Regions from separate parts of the Homo sapiens genome. Here region 2 is linked to region 1. A link is a loop called in an ENCODE intact Hi-C map of the cell type or tissue named here. Cell type or tissue: PC-3. All regions are shown on one strand. Each heading gives the region's core, and the rest is flanking DNA. Links, peaks and the distances in the headings are about the cores only. Region 1 overlaps CSRNP3 (cysteine and serine rich nuclear protein 3). Region 2 overlaps CSRNP3 (cysteine and serine rich nuclear protein 3).

Region 1 (2,929 bases), core at 309-2,808:
GCCTTTAATTTCCATAATTTAATATCCGTTTTTTTCTGCTAGACTGAAAGCTCCATGAAGTCAGAAATCCTATTCATCTCATTTACCACTCTAACTCCCCTAACAACATATTTGGTTGAATGAGAATGAAAATGAGAAATGAAACTGAGCCCAAAGCATCATACAATTTTTTTTTGCTCACAAGCAACACAAAAGCCAACTCTAGACTAACTTAAGCAAAAGACTTCTGTTGGGAAAACACTGGACTAGTTCATGCAATCTACGATACAGCTTGAAACCAAAACTCAGGAAACAGGAACTAGGGCAGCTTCTGGGATTATGGCTATAAAAATTCCTTCTCTGGAGCTCTGCAATTACCAGATTTAAGCTCCAGCAACTTCTCTCTGTGTCACAGTTCAACTGTAATGTTCCAAAGGCTGAGCAACTTTTTGACCTATCTTGGGTCAGGTGTCTGCCCCTTGATCATTCAACTACGTGGCCATTAGGCCGAGAGGGAGACATTGTGAACAGGGGGCCACCTGGCTGGGTACTACTCCAGAGACTCAATTGCATTTCAAAGCCAGTATCATTTCCTCATCTGTCACCAATTTATCTTTTTTGTGCATTTATCAGTATAATCCATGAATTCACGTCTTGGCCACATTCTCAGGGATTTCCCTTTCCCTGCACCCACACTTCCCTGTCTATTGCAAAATTTAAATAAGAACTACTTTATTTTAAAACATTAAATAAGCATGTTATGATCTCAGAAATCTGTTATTCTTCACTAACATATATGATTTGTTTAGCATTTACATTAGATATGACCATTGCTCAGAAGCCTGTGAGCACATTTATGAAAAAGTAGCAGAAAACTGTTAATGTTTCCATCTCTGTCTGCAAGAAAAAACTAATAAAGAAACAACACTAGATTTTCTGTGATTATAAGTACAATTGTTTCATTTAATATATTTCTGTCCTATTGGGAAGGCAAAGTTAATGGTGAGTTCAAAGGGAAAATATCAGAAGCCAGAAGCATATTAGGTGGAGGGTTTGATTAAAAATGTCAAATCAAGAGGACGGATAAAAACATTCATTTTAATGCCTGTGGAAGAATGGCTGAAATGAACCTTTGGGTATATCTTGAAATCTTGTTTATTTTACTCTTTTTTGACAGTCTAAAAATTCCATGGCTTTCATAGATAACTCATTTAGTTCTTACTATCCCACTGATATTCATCTAGTGTTTAATCCTTTTTTCTTCTTATATTTTGCCCCTATTTCCTGTTCTGTTATCTATCATAAGGAAATGACCACAGAAAATATGTCTTAAGAACACCATAAATCCCCATGTCTGAGGAGCAGGTAACACGATTTGCAGAAGAACCTCTTAGGGTTGTCAGATTTAGCAAATAAAAATATGGGACACCCAGTTAAATTTAAATTTCAGATTAAAAAAATTGACATTTGGGACATACTTACACTAAAATTTATCTGAAATTCAACCTTAACTGAGAAATCTACTTTTTTGTTGTTTTTTGTTAATCTGACAACCTTCATTCGTTCTCTTGGTGAGAAAGTAAATGACTGTGCAATTAACCAAAACATCTAAATAGGAAAATCCACCTGGATTAGAACCACGTACATGAAAATTCCTGCCCTTGAAACCCAGTAAATAAAACATGTAAAGTCATTTGGGTGAATCATGAATTTACCAAAGGTGAATCATGAATTTACCAAACAATCTGAAAAAGTTTGAGTGCTGAGTGATGGTTAATAGATTAAGCACAGGCCTGCCTACCACTGATGTAGGAAGAAATGAACTTGACAGGAAGTAACTCTGGCATGGCAATAATTTTCTTATATGGTAATGAGATGTTCACTTTAATGAGATGTTATTTCTTTCCTGGCCGGAAAATGAAAGGAAGGTGAGCTGTGAGTCCTGGGTTCATCTGATCCGTAGGATCCTTATTCCATCACACTGTGTAGTGCATGAGCCTTAGGGGGTATTCTATCAGGAACAATAGGAGGCATCAAGAGCCCCTCTGTCCACTTTTACTTGGGAGATTCGGTTTATCCTTTGCATTGCTGATTTTGTATTTAAGCAAAGTGAGAGTAACTTTTAACTGCAAGGATCATTAACAAAGATTCTTCCACCTTTGTAATTTGGCAAAGGTGGAAGATTTTAGATCAACAGGCATGTTAAACAACTTGCATTACAAGGTGGCATGAGAGGAGGGATTTTTTGTGATTTGTGAAAGTGCAAAATAATCTATTGTGCATTCTTCCAGTAAATTCTTCCAGCAAGCACAAAACACCAAGAAACTATGATAAAGTTCTATTCTAATGAACTTAATAAGGTAAGGGTGCTTGCTTCAATCAGCAATGGGCTGAGGGCCCAAGAAACACCAGTGTCTGGATTGAGTTGCATAGGAAAAGCTTTTCTTCTTTAGCTTTACTCAGAAAGGAACGTAATTTTGCTGTTTCTTCTGATTGCTTCACCAAATTCAAATGGTGACATGAGAGACATTGTAAACAAGCTGATGATAATACCTGTGAGTGGCTCATCTGTGATAGCAGGTCGGAAGAGCTTAGCTGGCAAAAGTAAAAATATTCACAACGTCAAATTATCAACCAGATGGTCTACTGGGCCAGATAGAAGATGAAGAGGACAGTGGCTGAATTGATGGTATATAGGTTTTATTACAATATTCAAGAAAAGAGAACTCAGTTAAAAAAAAAAAAAAACACATTATGCTATGATACTTTTATAATTTTGAGAAATAGCTTTAGTTAACCAAATGTTCCTAAATACCTGAACAAATGTTTAACTGTTAGTTTAAATTAAATCCTTTTCATTCCCAACTTTTTAAAATCATGATTTTTAGTAATCTATAATGTTCTGTCCTTATACTATTATGTTAATCAAACAGTGAATATAGTCTAAACC
Region 2 (2,929 bases), core at 318-2,817, 77 kb after region 1:
CTTTAGCAGATTCAGTTCTGAGACTTCTCTGACACTGTCCAAGGAAATCAAACCCAATCCCATGTCTTTAAGTAGCACCATTTATTGATGAATCCAAAATTTAGATCTCTAACCTGAACCTCTTCTCTGAGCTTTAGACTCATATCTACTGTTTACTCTATTCTGCAACTCCATTTGAATGGCCAATAGGCTTCTCAAACATAGTATGTCCAAAAAATAACAATAATAAGTAATAAGGAACAAAGGACAGAAGACACATAATCCAGGCTTCTACCCTCTCTGGGCTTCTTTATATCAGGAAATGGCATTATCATTTACTAAAGTGCTCAATTAAAACCTAGCTCCTTAGTGAAAATGGCTGATTTTAGGACCAGGAAAGAGGAAATACAAGATGAACCTGAAACATTGTGTAAATACCAGAAAGTAAGGAAGAAGAAAAATAGGATAGACCAGGGCATGTCAAAAGGATACAAGAGCAAACCTGAAAGAGCTCTCAATGGTCAGAGTTGAAATAGCTGAGGCAACAAATATTAATGGTAGTATTATATTATAATCCCAAGAAAAAATAAATATATATGAGTCTATATGGATCTAAATAAATGACTGAGTAAACAAGTAAATGAGAGAGAAGAGAAAAACTGTTCCTTACAAAAAGTTTCCAAAGAACATATACAGATCATCCCCATTTAAGAAGCAAAGCTTGATCACCACCATCGACCTTGAGTGTGACCTGGGTTGGGTTAGTTATTTCAAAAAAACAGAGCGTGAAAAAATAAAAATAGTAATGCTACAGTGGATAAATCTTGCAGACACTATCTCAACCAACTGACTAACGTGAATATTACCAGTGATACATTATGCTGATATTATATATCCCCGATATGATTCAATATGAAGAGTACTTTACTTCTCTGGTGTTCTTCCCAAAAACCCTTACCCGAAGTCTAATCATTAGAAAACATCAGAGAAAACTAAGATTGAGGAACATTCTAAAATAACTTGACTCAAGCTCTTCAAAAAATCAGGATAATAAAAAACAAGGAAAGACAGTCACTGTCACACCTCAGTGAGACTAAGGAGACATGATGACCGAATTCAATGTGGTATCCTTGATTGGATCCTGTATCAAAAAAAGAATATTCATGGGTAAAATGTGAAAGCTGAAGAGTCTGTACCTTGTTTAATAGCATGATACCGAGTGGTAATTTCTTACTTTGACAAGTGTGCTATTGTTATGTAAGAGGTTAACACTGGGGGAAGCTGAGCAAAGGGTGCATGGGAACTCTCTGTGATATTTTTGCAACTTTTTCAAAACTCTAACATTATTTGAAAATAAAATGCTTATTGTAAAAAGCCTATAAATAATTCATGTTCATGTCTTTCTCTCACACCCCACAGCCAAACAATCAGCATTGCCTTTCAGCTCTGCCTTCAAGATGCATCCTCAATCTGACCACTTCTCATCATCTCCACAGCTACCACCTTAGGCCAAGTCCCCACATCTTTCACTTCCACTACCTGACAATAACTTCGAATCCAGTCTTCACACAAGTGTCAAGCTCTTTTCTGACATCTTACATTTGTTATTATTTCTCCTGGAAGCCTCCTCCTACCCCACATATTACATGGCCTACTCCCTCACTTCATTGAGCCCCCAAAATATTCTCTTTGGAGTGGCCTTATATAAACATCTTTATTTAAAATAGCTATCCCCATTCCTATTCCTTAACCCTATTTTATTTTTCCTCACAGCACATTTGTGACTTTATAGAGCTATTTAGTTATTATCCATCTTGATGACTAATGTAGACATCATGAGGGGAGGGGCTTTCTCTTGTTGAATGGATAAACACCTATTACTTGGTATTTATGGGAAAAAGTATAATCTTATCCAAAGCTGATAGGAGTATGTATTTTACTGCCATTTGGAAAAAGCAATATGCTAATATCTGTTAAGTCAGTGTTAGTCCATAAATGTCTGTCTCATAAAAGGTGAAGTATAAGTCTATAAGGATATTTTTTAAAGAATATATATTATAGCCTTTTTCATAGTAACATAAAAACTAACCCGAAACAAATGAGCACCCATAGGGGAAAGACAGACTAAACTGTTAAATGTCCATACCTTGTAATATTATGAAATTATTAAACAAATAAAAGTTACTAAAATACAGCTATGACAAATAACTTGGGGAATTTCCATAAGGTGCTGTCCAATGAGAAAACCAAGATGAAGAAAAATGTATAGATATGATCTGTTTTTTTGACAGAAAACCCTCAGAGAAAATATAATCCATTTTTTGACTAAAAATTCCTCTTAGAATATGTAAATGTTTATGATTATTCAATATTTTAAAAACACATGAAAGAATATAAACCAGGTTGTCAATAAGAGTTACTCGCAGGGGCAAGAGATGTGAATGAAGGACAGAGGGGAAGAAGATGGAGAAGTCAAGCCAAAAAATAAAAAAGAAGAAAGAAAGGAAGAAATATTAAACGAAGTCTGTGGTATGATGATATCCATGCTTTTAACATAAAATTCTTTGTATGTGTGCATAAAAGAGACTTATTCAGGGAAGTCAATTTTAAAGTACAGAATGTCTTTTGGACATGGGGCTCACAATTTTTTCAAAGAAACATCAACTTTTAAATATAAAATTAATTGCAGGGTTACTTAATCTTACAAAGAAAACAGAATTGCCGGTAGAATTGATCAGATTCCCAGGAAATGCATAAATTCTTACAGATGGTCCTGGGAACACAGCTAAACTGCAGACTATGTTAGTCAGTGTACTTTCATGTTCAGCTGCAGAAAATAGAAATCGATTCTAAAAAAAGAAAAACTGACATCCACTGATAGGAATAAAAGACGGAGACCTTTACATAATTGGTTAGCTCAACTTTTAGTTAATCAAGCAGTCGATGGCAC

Evidence for each region. A loop is a pair of places that touch in the nucleus more often than their neighbours do. Peaks named below come from ENCODE experiments on the same cell type or tissue, not always from the same donor. Only the 100,000 strongest peaks of a DNase experiment are listed, where the experiment ranks them.
Region 2: a loop joins it to region 1, with 3 times the contacts of the local background. A loop is called at or near these places in 2 of 110 quality-filtered maps.

What each region holds. Positions count from the first base shown.
Region 1 is chr2:165,585,011-165,587,939 of GRCh38, reverse strand. The region is part of intron 3 of CSRNP3 (cysteine and serine rich nuclear protein 3); the gene reads right to left. Among named protein-coding and RNA genes, the nearest start is that of CSRNP3, 120 kb to the right of the region's middle. In PC-3, for the core only: no CTCF peak of the experiment used is centred there; a DNase peak (open chromatin) is centred at 1,709; H3K27ac peaks cover 758 bases.
Region 2 is chr2:165,508,015-165,510,943 of GRCh38, reverse strand. All of the region lies in intron 2 of CSRNP3 (cysteine and serine rich nuclear protein 3), which reads right to left. Among named protein-coding and RNA genes, the nearest start is that of CSRNP3, 40 kb to the right of the region's middle. In PC-3, for the core only: no CTCF peak of the experiment used is centred there; a DNase peak (open chromatin) is centred at 1,823.